Regions from separate parts of the Mus musculus genome. Here region 1 is linked to region 2. A link is a loop called in an ENCODE intact Hi-C map of the cell type or tissue named here. Cell type or tissue: left cerebral cortex. All regions are shown on one strand. Each heading gives the region's core, and the rest is flanking DNA. Links, peaks and the distances in the headings are about the cores only.

What was found. A loop is a pair of places that touch in the nucleus more often than their neighbours do. Peaks named below come from ENCODE experiments on the same cell type or tissue, not always from the same donor. Only the 100,000 strongest peaks of a DNase experiment are listed, where the experiment ranks them.
Region 1: a loop joins it to region 2, with 2.2 times the contacts of the local background. A loop is called at or near these places in 3 of 42 quality-filtered maps.

The regions. Positions count from the first base shown.
Region 1 is chr12:52,469,701-52,477,838 of GRCm38, reverse strand. Gm35135 (predicted gene, 35135) reads left to right here. Exons shown (of 3, transcript NR_136881.1): 3 at 1,367-2,100. Among named protein-coding and RNA genes, the nearest start is that of Gm35135, 6.8 kb to the left of the region's middle. In left cerebral cortex, for the core only: no CTCF peak of the experiment used is centred there; DNase peaks (open chromatin) are centred at 3,328 and 4,231; H3K27ac peaks cover 1,539 bases.
Region 2 is chr12:52,390,500-52,398,637 of GRCm38, reverse strand. No RefSeq gene overlaps it. Among named protein-coding and RNA genes, the nearest start is that of Gm40423, 33 kb to the right of the region's middle. In left cerebral cortex, for the core only: no CTCF peak of the experiment used is centred there; DNase peaks (open chromatin) are centred at 2,240, 2,922, 3,503 and 4,028; H3K4me3 peaks cover 239 bases; H3K27ac peaks cover 972 bases.

The sequences.
Region 1 (8,138 bases), core at 1,370-6,369, 80 kb before region 2:
TGTGAAGTGAGCCATGAATGGGGACCAGGCTAGATAGATGCTAACTAAGGCATCCTGTGGCTTCATGTTCGCCTTCTTCCTCTGAAACGGGCTTGTGAGATGACACAGCTTTCTCCACCAGGACAAAGAGAAGATGAATGGGTTTCAAGCTTCTGTAATAATGACTTTCAGAATTATTGAAATGCAACTTGGCCTGAAATTTTTGAATTTAATAATCTAATTTCTGAGAGACTTTGGGGGCACTTAAACAACTTTGGGAGTAATTACAGTTTCAGGAGATCCTACTAATGCTGAGGGGAGTGTGCACACGCATATGCACACACACACACACACACACACACATTCACAGAGGGAGACAGACAGACATGTTTTGGTAGAATGTATCTATTTTGTAACTATAGGATACATTTAAATTTCTTTGAATTGTTTCTCTATGTTCAGACTTTTATATTCTAAATAATTCCTCACAGCAATTCCTTGAAGCAACTGTAGTTATATATATATATTTGCTTTGCAGTTAAAGAAAATGAGGTTCACCCAAAGTTAAACAATTTATCAACAGATTCATAGCTGGTACTGGTGGGTTCAGAATTTTACCCAGGCAACTGTGTTCTATTTCTGACATGTTTACAGCATATGGTATGTGTGTGTGTGTGTGCTTATATGTGTGTGCATATATAGTGCATATATTCATATATATATATATACATATATATTACCTTCCAAAATCAACTCCCTTTCTATTTTCCCAAGATGACTCTATAGTGGTGATTCTAGCTCCTGCCAAGTTACCATTAGCTGTCAAGAAAATGAGGTGGTCCTCTCTACAGTCAGCAATATAAAACATTTAAAAGAGATCTGAAAAAGGATCAGTTAACTTGTGATTCTCTGTACTGTATTAAAGACAACTTACTTCACTTGGTACTTCCGGTGGCATGCTTAATGCTACATTCAACCTGTTGTTTTCAATGGGGATTTCCTTAACTTTATGAAAGCAGAGCTCGGTGGCTCAGGGTTGTGGGTCCTTTCTAAAACGTGTGTGCATGTTTGTGACTGTGCAGTCTCTTCTTTCCTGGTCCTCCTTTGCTTGAGGCAGGGCTTCCCGCTGTTCATCACTGTATGCACTAAGCTAGCTGGACTGCATGCGATAGGGATTCACCCATCTACCTCTGCCTCCTCTCTTGTCATAAGCACTCGAGGATTACAGGTATGAGCTACCACAACCCCCTTTATGTAGTTCTGGGGATCTGAACTCTGATCCTCACGCTTTCATGACAAACACTCGAGCCCCCGAACCATCTCCCTCCCCTGTTATGGTTTCCATGAAGAGATTCCAAGTCTTTTTTTTTTTTTTTTTTTTTTGCAGTAACACAAATTTTTTTAATATCATCACTCAGAAGACTGAAGCAAGAGGATTTCCCGGACAAGGATGAGGTACATGAAGTGCATGAGGCACACACAGGCAAAGGCTACAAATGAACAACAAAGTCCCCTTGGTTTTGCATCCTGATAGAGTGATCTGTGATGCTTTACAAACAACTTGGGCTTACAGAGCCTGCACCCCAAAGGGCCAGCCTCACAGAAGACAATTGCTGTTGCATGACTCACTGCCTAACAGACTGTGAACTGCCTAGGGGGATGGGAAAGCTCTGCGTAGAATTTACGAGAGGTGGTCGTAAGACAGAATTTGTGTTCGCATCTCTGCCTTGATGTGGCTGCAAGAAACATCACCATCTGGAGCTGGAACGCTTGGCCCAGAATGGACTTGTTAGCTGTGGACACTCATCTCTTGTGCCTAGGGGCCAAGGGGTTTGAGTCCCAGTAGAGATACTGAGGACTCCCAGAAACTCTCATGCAAATCCAAGCATCTTAAGGGCACAGCCAGCTGGAGGAACCTGTTCTCCTGAACGCCTTATGGGGCACTGCGATTTTGTATTACCTGCTCTCATACATATCTCATACCTTGGCACAGTGACAATGACCAAGATCTCTTACTTTCAGTTTATTTGAATCTTAAGGCAAAAACAGTCAAAGAAGTTTCTGGGAAACCCTGGGAAGGCTAAAAAGATTTTTAATAAACCATGTGATGTCTAAAATTCCTAAAAATACAAGTGTGTTTTCAAAATTATCCCCACTAATAATCACATTCTTACTGTCTACAAGTCCATCCTATATTTCATAAAACATTTTATTATTTCCTTATTGGATAATGGTTACTCCTGAACCTGTGGTCCGATTAGAAGGTTTGGCAGATGGCACTTTCAATTTAAATGGATTTTTATGCCATTAAAAAGAATGTTTGCTCTGCCTAAGAAAAGCATTGACTCTAAAAGTCATAGGCTCCAGGCCATTTCCTGTGGGATTTTCTTCCACCATCCTTCCAATTAGTCAGTCAAAGTGATGTTTCTCTAAACACACTCATTTATCTCTCTCTGGAGGGTTGCCTTCTATCCCAACCAAGTAAGAAGATCTTGGAAAATAAAGAAAGCTCTCTATATGCCCACTCCCCCATCCAATATTTATGATTAATCACAGTGCCTCACTGAGTGACAAGAGGAAAAAAAGCCACTGTTTCCTTGTTCATCTCCCATAGAAAACCATTTGTTGCAGCTTGAGTCAGAGCCAACTTCTATTGTTTTGGCAATAATTAGTCAAATTATACCAATCACTAGTAAAAATAACAGAAATTGTATAATTGTAATTTAGACCGATGACCTTGGACTTATGAAAATAGAATGTTGGGGTACTGCCTTGCATAATATATCATTACAATTCTATACTGCTAAACTCAAAGGTTTTATATTAGTTTATTAATTTACAGTACCTTTGACATAAACTTTAAAAGTAACAAAACTATGTTAAGTTCCACAAAATGCTCAAGAAGCACTTTATTTTAGACAAGTCAGTCCATTATTCAAATAAAACAAGACCATCATGCAAACAACAACCTTAGATATTTCACAAATATAGATCGATTTGGCAGAAAACATCTTGATTGCACTGTTTCTGAGAACTGGCTCTGGTTCAAATTATTGACCGATGAAAGCAAAGCGACATCGTTTCTAGTCAGAGAGATGTTGAAACTGTTCTACACACACTGTCAGTGGCGTTCACTGTGAGTAACAGAATGAGCCCGTGTGCATACAAAAACAAACCTCAGGCTGGATGCTTCACAGCAACCAAACGATGGATAAAAGACTCTTCCAGCACAGTAGGCAAATTTCTCCTTTAATAGACAGCCAGGAAAAAGCAATATTTCAGTGTTTGCTTTCCTTCCTCTGAGCGAGAAGGTTTCACTGGGACTTATTTTACTTCCTTTTTTCTCTGTCCTATTTTCTTGGCCCTCACAGTCAGCTCCAGTAGCAACTCGACAATACCACTTTGCACTTGCCCAAAGCGCCTTTTCTCTAAAACTCTCAGCTGTGGTCTATGCGAGGAGAGTATAAAGCAGGAGAAACAACACAAACATCCAAGTTCATCCTCTCATACAAATGTTTGAGAGACCTAGAATCATATTAACTCAGGGCAGGGACCGGAGGAGCTCCCGCCCCCTCCCCCTTCCACGCCTCCCCGCTCCGTCTAGATAAAAACCCAAACAAATGAGCAAACAAAGTCTCAGAAAAAAAAAAAAAAATGTTTAGTAGCCATGAGGCCTCGGGTAAGACTAGCCATTATCTTGAGCTCTGTCCCACATATAAAACAGGGCGTGCCTTCATGAGGATGTGAGGAGTAACCAGCTGGAGTCTCCTAAAGCAAAACTGGGGGAGGGGGTGTCCAGACTTTTAAAGTTCTGAAAATAAGTCTGAAGAGGGTACCTAAAAACTATTCATGTTTCTGGAATAGGGAATGCTTTAACTTTTATCATCTTTTTTTTTTTAATTAAAAAATGAAAGGGCTCACTTGTTTAGGGAAGACATATCTCAAAATTAAAATGTCTTAGAAAATAAAACTTAAAAGATGGCCGATGCTCTCTCTAGCGCCAGAAATTTTTGTTAATGAAAGAACGTTTTTTAAAAATGTCAATGCACTGTTGTAGGGTAAAGACTGTTATGAGACACAGCAGTCGAAACTTCTAGGAACCTAGTACCTGCATTCCTCCTTTCCCTTGACCTTTGTCACTGATAATGGCTTTTAAACATAGAGCAGTTTCCCCTTCATATTCTGCTAAAGATGCAAATTTTTTTTTCAGGGTTTATCAGCTAATTAGAACAGTTGGTTTGTGTGGGCTGGAAATTTCTCATTTCTCAGCCCAGATTTTGAATCTACTGAACTTGAAATAAAATACATATAACTGTCTACTCCTACAGCAAAAGAAACATAGAAAAGAGAAAGGCAAATATGCTGAAGTGTGTGTGTGTGTGTGTGTGTATGTGTGTGTGTGTGTTCCTATGAGGGTCAGAAGAGTTTGTTAGATACCCTAGAACTAGAGATACAGGTAGTTATGAGTTGCCCAATATAGGTGTTTGTAAGCTTAGGTCCTCTGGAAGAACAGCAAGTGCTCTTAACCACACAGCCATCTTTCCAGCTTCACAAGCTTTTATTATAAACATCTATTTCTTCTAGATTTAAGAAAATATGAATTTTGAAAAAATTGCCAATCAGTGTATATATAAATTACTATATTATCTTCTTTAAGTACACACAACAAATCAAATACAACACATATAATAAGATAGCATATCATGACAAAGATTTATCCTAGGAATACTAGACTGGCTGAATACTGAAAAATCTATCGATAGATATGCTCATCTCAATATTTATGCACAATGCTTTCAGTAACCAATAAATGAATAAATGAATGAATAAATAAAATGTCTCTAGGCAATAAAGAGCACCTACACTAGACCTTGAGCTAGAATCATATTAAATGCTGAAAGAAAAGACTTTTTTCTCCCTATAAGCAAGAATATGATAAGGAAGTCTGTTCTCACCACTCCACTTAGCATCCTACTGAAGGTCTTAGCAAACACACAACAGTAGACAATAAAAATGCAGATGAATAGAAAATAAGTAAAATGTTCTCTGATTAAAGATAAATGGAGGGTAACAACAACATTAGTTATTAGGGTAATGCTTATTAAAACTATACTTACATACAGCTACATACTCATTACAGAAGTTTAAAGCACAGATAAAGTACTAGTTGGTGTGAGGAGCAATGGAACCCTGTTGGTTGTGGTGGAAAAAAATGTTGGTGGACCCACTGTTGGGGCTGGGACTAAGACCTTGGAGAGGGGCTGAAGATAAAGCCATGAATGTCAATTTTGACAACAAAGTAACTGTGTGTCAAAGTAACAACCCCAAAGTATGAAAGTTCTCTAGGTCCCTGATGTACATATAAAGAGTGAGCTGGCACACACGGATAAAAACAGAGAAAACTGGAACGGTGTATACCAACATATGAACATCAATCATCGCCTTAATGTGTATTTCAGCAGACTAAATCTGCTTCCCAGTCTCTTTCTGAGATTTTAAAATAATCCCGGATTAGCCTGTGTGGTGGTTTGAATAGGACCCATAGGGAGTGGCACTGTTGGGAGGTGTGGCCTTGTTGGAGGAAGTGCGTCACTGTAGGGGGTGGGCTTTCAGACCATCCTCCTAGCTGCTTTCAAGACAGTCTTCTATCTAAGACAGCCTGCATTGCTTTTGTTTTTTGTTTTTTGGTTTTTTTTTAGAAGAAAAGAAAGTCATTTTGTTTCTATCTGTTCATGTGAGTTCATAGACCTGGTCAAGAGTGCAAGTGCTTTTCAGAGGCCTCTAGATTCCAGACTTGCTCCACTCGTGGGTTCTCCCTCCCTTTATTCTCTGTAAGAGTTTCAGCAAGGCAGTCCTCACTTTAAAAGCTGGGTTGATTGACTAACGCCTACTCTGTTGTTTCTCTGGTCTAGTTCTGACTTAATAAGCCTGGCCCAAAGCTGACTGAACTGTTATTACAAGCCAGGAACTGTTAGGAGCTCTGCAGAATTTCTTTCACAATCCTAGAACTTTTGGATGATGCACCTTTCAGCTCTCAATTTAGAGATGATCACGGCCATCAACTAAAGTTGCGTAAATCCAGCATCCAGATTCCTAACCATCTTGGTGAAGCGAGCTGTTGGGAAACCTGGCATCTGAAAGAAAGCTGTCTTCTAAAGTCCTAAAGCTTGGCTTGCTGCTTGTTAGTTGTATAATATCAGAAACATTGATTAGCCTCCCTGAACCTGTTCTTACCTCTTTGCCTGTCATAGGGACTTTCAATTCACACCAAGGGGACTGCCTACCTGCTCAGTAACAGAACCAGGTTCTTCTTGCTTCTAGTTCACTGCTCTCTGATTCCCTCACCCAAGTATATCTTCCCTTCTCTTTTCATCTTCTCGTCCTCTATCCAATGAGACTCAGCCTAAGACTCAGGATCTAAAAGAATAGATGATCACTAATAATTCTACGGACATTTATTTTACCACCAGTTAAGATATATGGTTACTTACATTTTAATTATCCTTTGCTTTATTGGGTTTAGTTATTTGTTTCTCAAGACATGGTCTAACTCTGTAGCTCAGGCTAGTCTCAAATTGTGGCAATCTTCTTGCCCCAGCATCCCAAATTAGGAGAACTATAGGCATGTACCAACTTGCCATTTGATTATTTTTAAATGTAAGTGAATCGGATAAAATGAAGTTTAAAATGATGCTTTTCATTTGCACTAGCCATTTTCAGGGTTGGACAGCACCAACATAGACTGTATCGTTTACCTTCCAACGAATATGGAAGCCCAATAGTATCCAACAGTGACAGCATAGGAGAAACTCAGATTAGTACTGTTTTGCCTTGACGAGTCATTATTTGATGAGAAAAATAACATGAACCTAAGCTCTGAAATACTGATTAAACTATACATGCAATTGTAACTTTAGTTGCAAAAGATCAAATTTCTAAAGAGCCAGACCATTTCCACCTTTCAAAAAAGAGAAACAAAACAATTATTCTGCCAGTGATATCTTCAGGTGATGTCTTCTGTGACACATGCAATTACACAGGATCTTAGATGTGGAAATGCCTATGTGAACTACTCTCCTGCAAACCTTCCCTAAAATCATGCTCTAATAAGATGTCAGTGTGCCTGGCAAACATTGCCCAGCAACCTGCAGTATCGCAGTAGAGGTCAAATGAACTTGTTTACCTAATTGCAAAGGTGCTGAAGGTCAAGTGATTTAGCCAAGGTTACCTTGCAGCGTTACTACAGGATCCAAGCGTCCTTGGACACCTGAGCCTCTACATTAGCCCCTCTTCATGAAGTACTGAAGCTCAAACCCCTCCCATACCCTTAGGACATTTTATACCCACTAATGATACCACTTATTCTGAGTGCCTACAATTTGAAAGCTCTCTGCAAAAGTGGAAGCGGAGGCCAATGAAACCCCCCTAACTCTGTCACATAAACAGCTCTGGGCCACTTGAGTTGCTGCAGACAGGAAAGGACTCACACACAGTAAAACCAGGCCAGGCTTCTACCATTCCACTAACTCTGCTGCAGGCAAGCATATTGCTAAGCAATTGCATAAAATTGGTAAATCTGCATTACTACCCCCATCCCCACCATATGCTAAGAGGTTTCTCCAAATGATAACACACACAAAAATCCATATCTCAGACAGGAGGGAGCTAGGAGGGTGGCTTCGGGGATATGAGGATTGAGATGCTCATACAAGATAAATTGCTTTTTGATAATTAGATTTGAGGCAATTTTTTTCCTCTTCTGACTCCATTGTTTAGTATAATTCAGAAAGGACTTAAAATTCCAAGGAGACAAATGTCTTCTCGACGTGCTCAATCTCTTTACAATTATATCCGAGATAACTCAACGAGAAATTTCGTGAAATGTATTTGATGGGCTTATTTGCCAAATATTTTCAATATTAAAGTGGTTCATTTTTTTCAACCAAACTATAATAAAGACTTGATGAAGAAAGTTAATCCAGAGCATGTCATAATTAACATTCTAAAAGAAAGAAGGGGGCATAGATGCGCATTGCAACAAATGCAACTAGCAAAATGTACCTGATTCCATGTTTTAAGGATTCCCAGATAGATCCTGAAATCATAGTATAAATAATCAGTCCCAATTATTAAAACAGAAATTTAACAAGGCACAAAAT
Region 2 (8,138 bases), core at 1,828-6,827:
TCATTCCAAGTGATTTGGATCAACACCAGCCTTCAAGATTTCTGCTATGGAGATAAATCAGGGCCTGTAGTAACCCGAGTCTCACCATATTCAATGTCTAATTTTTGCTAGGAATCAAGGACACAGCAGCTAAAACATGACCTGTGTTGGAGCCTGTACAAAGTCACTATGCATTACTTAACTGCTACACATTGGCCCAGAAGTATTTCATTAACAACACTCTTGCTGTAGATTCTATCTAGTTACCATAGAAACTTTGAAGGAAAAGCTTGTTTGTAACCCTTGGACTAGGTTCATTATGCAGCTCTATAGCTCTATTTAAAGATTCCCCTTGTTATTTTAAACTCTTCCCTTTCTGCTTGCTTGTTTTCTTCTCCTGCTAGACAGCTCAGTCAAATCCATTCATGACCTTCAAACAGCCACTCACGTGGTTTTCAGGGCACAGTTCCTGAAGGTGGATGTCTATAGCCAATGGCGCTTTTCTGTGTTTATCTGTGAAATAGACTTTGGTTACCACAAGATTTTGGTTGTTGTTGGTTTTTTTGTTTTTTTTTTTTAAAGCTGAAGTTTCACTTCATCAAAAATAAAAATGAACTGTCTTGTTTCTATTCTCTCTGTCAAATGAACTTCCCATCCAGTCCAGGTCTTCACAGAAGGCCCCATGAGTCCCCACTCAACTCCTCAGACATCTTTTAAGTAGGAAGTGTCTGCTTTCTAGAAGCTCTGAGTCTTCCTGTCCTCCCACCAGCCCTTTCCTCCTGGAGTTGCCAAATACAGCACTTAGCTGTGCTGGCCTCTACAGTTTCCCCTCCCCTGGGGTACTCATATCTCAGAGCACTTTACAGCCAGTGGGCCCCCAGGAAGTGAACTCCTGCCTGCCTCCCTACTAGGCAACATCTCCCAACAGGGTCCCTCTGTTCTCCTGCCTGATGTCCATTTGGCCCACGTGGAAATTCCCATCTGTTTGCAATTGGTTTTGTTCTGCAGGAGAGAGGTGGGTGTTGGACAACTGGGTTGCATTTATCAGGGTCATTCAGGGTCTGGTTTGGAGGGAAGGTTGGGGGCCAGATGTGGAACACTTCTAGAGGCTAAAAAGTATAACCTGTGGAGTTTAGAAGATTGTTTGGAGGGTTTTTGATTTTGGTCATAGAAGGAGTTGAGGTCAGATACCACAGCTGAGGGCAATTCCACATGAACGCTATGTGTCCCCTCAAAGACAGATCCAGTCTTCCAGAGAGAAAGTAGAGGTTGGGGCCCTGTGTCCAGGGCATACCTGCCTTTCCAGCTGACTTAACCCCTCAAGTGAGGATACAAATTTGGCATAATTTCATAAGTCCACTGAGGAACACACTGCGGGAATTCGTGGACTAACTTTTCAGATTTATTTTCACTATAAATTATGGATTTCTTTTTAAAGCAATGTCTTTATTGAGATATACTCTCTATCCAATAAAAGACCCTCTAAACTTTGTAATTTAGGGTAAGGGGTAGACAGTACTCGCCTAGCTTGCACAAAGTCCTGGGTTTGACCCCCAGCTCTGCTAAAGTATATGATACAGGGGATTTGGGTATTTGTAGAGTTGGGCAAATATTACTTCTCTAATTTTAGAATATTTGTATCATTCTACTCTAAACATTCTGTAGCCATTTATCCCAACTTCCCACTCTCTTCCCTGAGTCCTCAGAAACCAACAACCTGCCTTCTGTTTCTGACCACAAGTTTCTGGCCACCACCCAGTGACTTTAGGTATCCCCGTAGACAAACGCAAAGCCAAATGTGCACCGGGATTGATCACACTCCTCAGAAACCATTGCTGTGTTTCTCAGGCTCTAGCAAACCCAGCCTCATTCTCCCTATCACTGAAAAGAACAGATGGCTGAAGCCGTCTCCAGGCCAAGGCTGTGCCTCTGTATTGCCAAACATGCTGATGAGCCCTGTAACTCAGCCCGGAGTCACTAGGAAAACAAATGCGGAAATACCTGGACAGCGCCAAAGCAGCACAGGCATTTCCCAGCTCTCCCGCCACACCACGTTGCAGCTGCATGGGTGACTCCTGACACAGTGACCCTTAGTGGAAATGGGTCTGTGCATGCCAGATGACTCAGGGTCAGGACTGGCCTGAGTGGACTGGCAGTGCTAAGAACGGGCAGCGGTGCTGATTTCAGATGAAGTTCCCAATATGAGTAGGTGAAGGGGCTGGAGCCCGAGGCCTCAGGGCTAGGGAACAGATTGTTCATGAGCTAAGTAGACAGCTAAGCACTTAACACGAGGAGCACAGGGAAGCAGCAGCATGGACCGCAGGAGGCTGAGAGCTGCCGCCACCTCGCTTGGGAACAGCAGCCAGTTCAGGGGCTGCTTGCTGCTTGGAAGCATTTTTACAGGCACAGAGGATCTGTGGCACTCTGAATTGAGAATCCCTGATGGAACACAACTGGGCGGGTGTAGATCTTCCTGCAGCAGCTCAGCCTCTTCAGAAAAGGAAAACGAGTGAAGAAAACATTTGTATTTCCAAGAATACCATAGCAGCTTCCCTTGGAGGGAACACTTCATGATACAGCTATAGTACTTGTTAGCATGTGACTTTTCCAGCCCAGAGCATGGGCTTCTGCAAGGAGAGTCTGTGTCGTTTCATTTTTATAAGCTTGGCATATAGTAATTACCAGTAAAGCCTCATTTATTGGGTGAAAAATTTCAAGTATCTATTTCTAACGTTTTTTTCCCCCAAAGAACTCTGTAGCATTAAAAAAAAATCCTTCCTCCAAAAATCACTGTATTAAGAAGGGCAGTTAAAATAAAGTGCAAATGTGTGCTTTTAAGCATGCTATTCTTATCAAGGAAGACACAGTGCTGTGCGATGCATCCATGAGGAGAATCTGTGAGCTGAATAAAGATGTTTAAAACCATAGAAGACTGGATCTAAGACCATAGAGCCAGGCCCTTAACAACAAATACCTGGAATACATGTGAGCCCTCCCTTCCACACCTAGGAAAGACGCTGCCAATCATGTCTGGCTGTTTCCCACCAAATGTAGGCTTAAGTGTAGACTCGTCACCAGCACTTTTTCACAGGACTGTTCCTGGGTGGTTGGTGAGGAAACATACACAGTAACTTGTCAGCCCAGGACAGACAGGACCTTGAAACCCCTTGAGGTCATCTTGGGGGGTGGGGGTGGGGGGTGGGGAAGGGCACTTGAGAGGAGCCTACTGGACTCCTGAGATGCACAGCCTGTTGTCTGCATGCAGAGTGACTTTATTCTAATTCAAGGACTCCTGCTGCGACTGGATCTGAGGCCCAGACAGGCAAAGGTCCGGCTTATCAAGAGATTCAAGGACCGAGACAGCCAGAGCCTAGAAGTCAGGTGAGCCAACCAAGCCAGTTATTTTCAAATCTGAGTGTGGAGGAATAGGCAGTTAGCTGAGGAGGACATAAATAGTATTCATTTCTTCCCAGCTGGGTGAATAATTGCATCTACCCAGGAAACCTGCCTCAGAGACAAGCTGCCTGTTCCTAAGGATGCGCTGCCCATGCAGAAACACGGGTGGATACAATCTGATAGTACTAGTATCGTCTGCCCCTGTGACAGTGGGGAGGATAGACTTCAGAAAGAAGAGTTCCTGTCTGGATTCTGGCAAAGCAGAGTTAGGGAGAGATCTTTCTTCCCTTGGCTCCCAAGAAGGGGAAAACAGAAAATTACAGTCACACGCTGTATAACGTCTCAAAAAGCAGCAGACAGCACACAAGATGGCAGTCCCGGAGACTCTGTCATCTAGGGACATTGCAGCTGTCTTAGTTTGTGTGAATATATTCTATGATGCTCACAGGATTTTTCAAAATCTAGCCCTGTGGTTCTCTGAACATGTGACTCAACTGTAAGGATTGCCCTTTCTTTGGCCTTTGGTGTGAACCTGAAGTGTTTACACCGGTCTTCAGCGTGACTCCTGAGAACATGGGGTTTCAGTTTCTTCATGGGTAGAGGAATTCAAAGCCAGATAGGCTACATGACTGCACCACTGATGTACAGTGAGCCAGCTGGGATCAGAACACGGGCTCTCTTTGTTCAAGACGCTAATCTCACTGAACGGCGCTGACTTGCCTAAGCTGCCGGTAGAAAGGCTGCTACATCCTTGAATGCCTGAATGCCTAACAGTGACATCATTGTAACCAGAACGGCCCTGAAGAGAAGTGGGTAGGAACTGCCATGTGTCTAATTTTTATGGCACTTTGCCTCTAAGAGCTAGAAGTATTTTCTTGCCATGTAATAAAGGGACTTGATAAATGAAAGCGTTCAGTGTTCATAACATTCTTCCAACACTATTTGATTAATGCTGTTTGATTAAGCATCAGAAGAGTCAGTATATGGGGCACTGGCATAGTGTACACACTGCTGCCTCCGGCTTGGGCAAGAGAATAAGGAAAACACTCAGAAAGTGGGGGTAGGCCCACTGATACCCCAGGGCGCTGACCTGTAAATGGAGGCATGAATCTGTGTCGCACACTCAGGGCTGTCTTGAGACTTACTTCAGATGGCGTGTATCTTGAAGAGAGCTACAACATTTTGCTGGGAGGTCAAGTCTGTTGGGCAGTGGGGTTTAGGTGAGCTGAAGAGGACTGAACCATGACACTGATAACCATCACTGCCATCGGGGAACGCTCCAAAAATGCCAGCTAAGCTGGTTGCTTTCCCTTTCTGACTCAGAAAGACCAAGGTTGCCTCAGAGCCCACTCCCAACCTCTTTTCCTTCTTCATGAGCTTGGGACCCTCAGCTGGGCTTAGCCTCTGGCAGCTTCCTTAGCAATGAACTACAGCTTGCCAGGAGGTCAGACACAAAACGCCGTTGCAACAGCAATAGCAAAAGCTGAGCAAATGGCCCCAAAGGGCTCATGAAAGCAGGCCGCCTGTCTGAGGATGACACCAGAGAGATAAACCACAGCAGTGAGGCTCCAGGTTCTCCAGATCAGGAGCTGAGCAGGCAGGGCTGGCACAAGCATCACCAGTACAGTCGCCCTCCCAGAGCAGTGTTTGGAAAGAGAAGACTTTTGTATGAAGGTGAAGATTGCTAAGACCATGAAGAACAGTCATTGGGGATTAGAGAGACCTCTTAATGGTTAAAAGAACTTTCGGCTCAATTAGCAGAACCTGAGTTCAGATCCTAGCATCCACGCTGGGAGGCTCACAAAAGTCTTTAACTCCAGCTCCAAAGACTCTAATGTCCTCATCTGGCCTCTGCAGGCACTTGCACATACATATGCATGCATGCATGCATACATACATACATACATACATAGACACACACACACACGTACACCAGCCAATGATAGATAAATAAATAAATAAGTAAATAAATAAATAAATAAAGCCTTTGGGAAGCACTGTGAAGGCAGGACTGCGAGGCCGTAGAGATGGCTGCCAAAAGCTAGCACATAAAATAATAAGAATAAAGTTGGGTGTAGTGGCACATGACTTTAATTTCAGCACTTGGGGAGGCTTGAAGCAAGCAGATCTGTGAGTCTGAGGCCAGTCTGGTGTACAGAGCGAGTTCCGGCACAACCAGGACTGCTACACAGAGAAACCCTGTCTCAAAAAACAAGAATAATGACAACAATAGCAACAACAACAGCAACAAATTTTTCTATACCCCCTCCAGTGAGGTTCTCCCTCCCTTTTTAAAGTGCCTGGTCTTGAACTCAGTCCAAAAGGGACTCAACATGCTCAAGGCAGCAGGAGTTCAGTGAGCCTTGACCCAGGGTGTTAGTGTTTCACCACTGACAAACCAGTGTCCACGGCTTCACTGCTTGTAGGGGCGTTTTCTGAGTCAGGACGTCTTAGTGCACTGGCTCAGGCATGAGGAAGAGGAAAGGACAGTGCCCTACAACAAGGCAGAGAACCTCATGCCAAAGGACACAAACAAGGTTGCCTTAGAGACCACACCCACCCTCCTTTCCTCATCTCACAGTGGCAAGGAAGCAGAGAGGGCAGAGCGGTCTCAGAGACAAGAAATAACCTTGAAAGTGTCCTGTACTCACAGTGACCTATTCCCTTCAACTAGGTCTAATCCCTAATAGCCCATGCAGCTATGAACCAATCAGTGGACCAATCCATCGTCTAGGAGGCAGGCCTTGGAGATCGGAGCTTGAAGGATATCTCAATCCAAACTGTAACTGCTGCCTACCTGGAACCTAACGCTTTTACCAAAGTAAGCAGGTGGCTCGTGTACTGGAGAAGCAGCCGCTTGGGGGACTAAGCAGAAAGTCCAGAGGAAGACAGCCCTAGGGAAGACAAGAGAATCAGAACAGCAGAAAGATCTTTAAAAAAAACAAAAACAAAACAAAGATTTATGTATTTTATGTATAAGAGAGCTCACTCTGTGTGTACACCTGCATGCCAGAAGAAGGCATCCGATCATACTATAGGCGGTTGTGAGCCACCCATGTGGACCTCTGGAAGAACAGACAGTGCTCCTCTTAGTGACCGCTAAGCCATTCCTCCAGCCCCACATCAGGAAGACCTATATCATGAAGGGTTCTGCCTCACCTGCCACCCCCACTGTAGCCACAGGTTCCCTGGAACTTGCAGCTCGCACTTTTAAAATGGACCTCTAGCCGAGACTAGCCTGACACTTCTTCAAAATATCTTCCAGCTATACCCTTTCCCTTCATTCATTCACCCCTTAGCCTCTCACGCTGGGACACTTACAATGGCTACAATGTGCCATTCTCAGGACAGCCACCTTCTTTCCAGTCTTCCCTCTTCCTAAACTGCCTTCAAATCAACATTAAACTCTCCTATTCAAAGCTCTATACGGATGTCCTCCTAGGTAGTATCTGAAGCTCAGACATCTTTGTCTGGCTTCCAAAATCTTCCAGAAAACCCAGCCTAACTTCTCACACTCATGGGGGCTGGGGTAAGAGTTCTTGTATTCTCCACCTATAATTCCTTCCTCCTCCTCCTCCTCCTCCTCCTCCTCCTCCTCCTCCTGCTCCTCCTCCTCCTCCTCCTCCTCCTCCTCCTCCTCCTCCTCCTCCTCCTCCTTCTCCTCCCCGTCCTCATTCTGGACTCATCTCTGGCTTCACTTCTTAGTCCTTGTCCCTGCAAAGCCCTCCTACTCTGCCTCCTCAGCTTCTTCTTCAGGTACACCCTTGGCCTCCTCAGTCCTCTCAGGCTTCCAGGATCTCTTCTCTGGCTGAATGTGGCACTTAATGAGTTTCTGATAGTTTCCTTTACCTGATTGACATGCAAGGAATCAGAGACCGGGGTTCCCCTTTGCATGGCCTCCAGAGAATCAGGACAGAGAATAATAGCACAGAGACAGGGAAGGGTGATAATTCATACTTGTTGATTTTCTAAGTCAAGGGTGAGCCTGAAGTGTCATCCAACTATACAACAAATGCCTATTGACTGTCAGCTATGTGCCGTGGTCTGCGCCAGTGATCAGAATCTGAAAACGACAGTCAGAGGAAGCCCTTACATTGGTGGATGCGAGATAGACAGTTTAACAAGCAGTTCCAGTCCAGGATGGCCCGAGGGTACCACGCTAGGGGACAGATAGCATGCTAGGAGAGACCATAATGAAGGCACCTAACATAGTTGGGGCATAATGGAAGGTTTCTCTGAATTAGTATTTCTTAAAATAAGAAAAGAGTGTCTTAAAATAGCTAGAAGAGTTTTAGCATGGCTTGATCATTTGGTAGACATTTTAATTTAATTTTTCTCCCATCTACTTAAGACTTACTTTTACGCTGTAAATAGTTATTAAATGGTAATGGAATTGTCTGTGCACACTATTACCTAGATATACCTATTTATCCATATAAGTGACTTAAGGTCATATCTTCCTTAAATAGAAGTCATAAGGGAAAGTGAGTCAGCTAGACCCACAAGCATGAGTATGGAATGGAGACGGAGTAAGGTGAATTAGCCAAGTGTACTCCAGGAAGACCTGTTTGCTTGCTAGATGGGACCATAGTGAAAGCCTGGAGAGCCATCTTCTGTAAGATCTCTGTAGAGTTCATGCTGAACCGCCTGAGATGTTTGGGGTTGTGTTACTTACAAGTGGAGGGTGGGGAGGAAGAGGGAGGGGAGAGGAAGGGACTCGGTGCTCCCTTACTGCACACTCCTCCGGGCCACTGGGTCCTTGT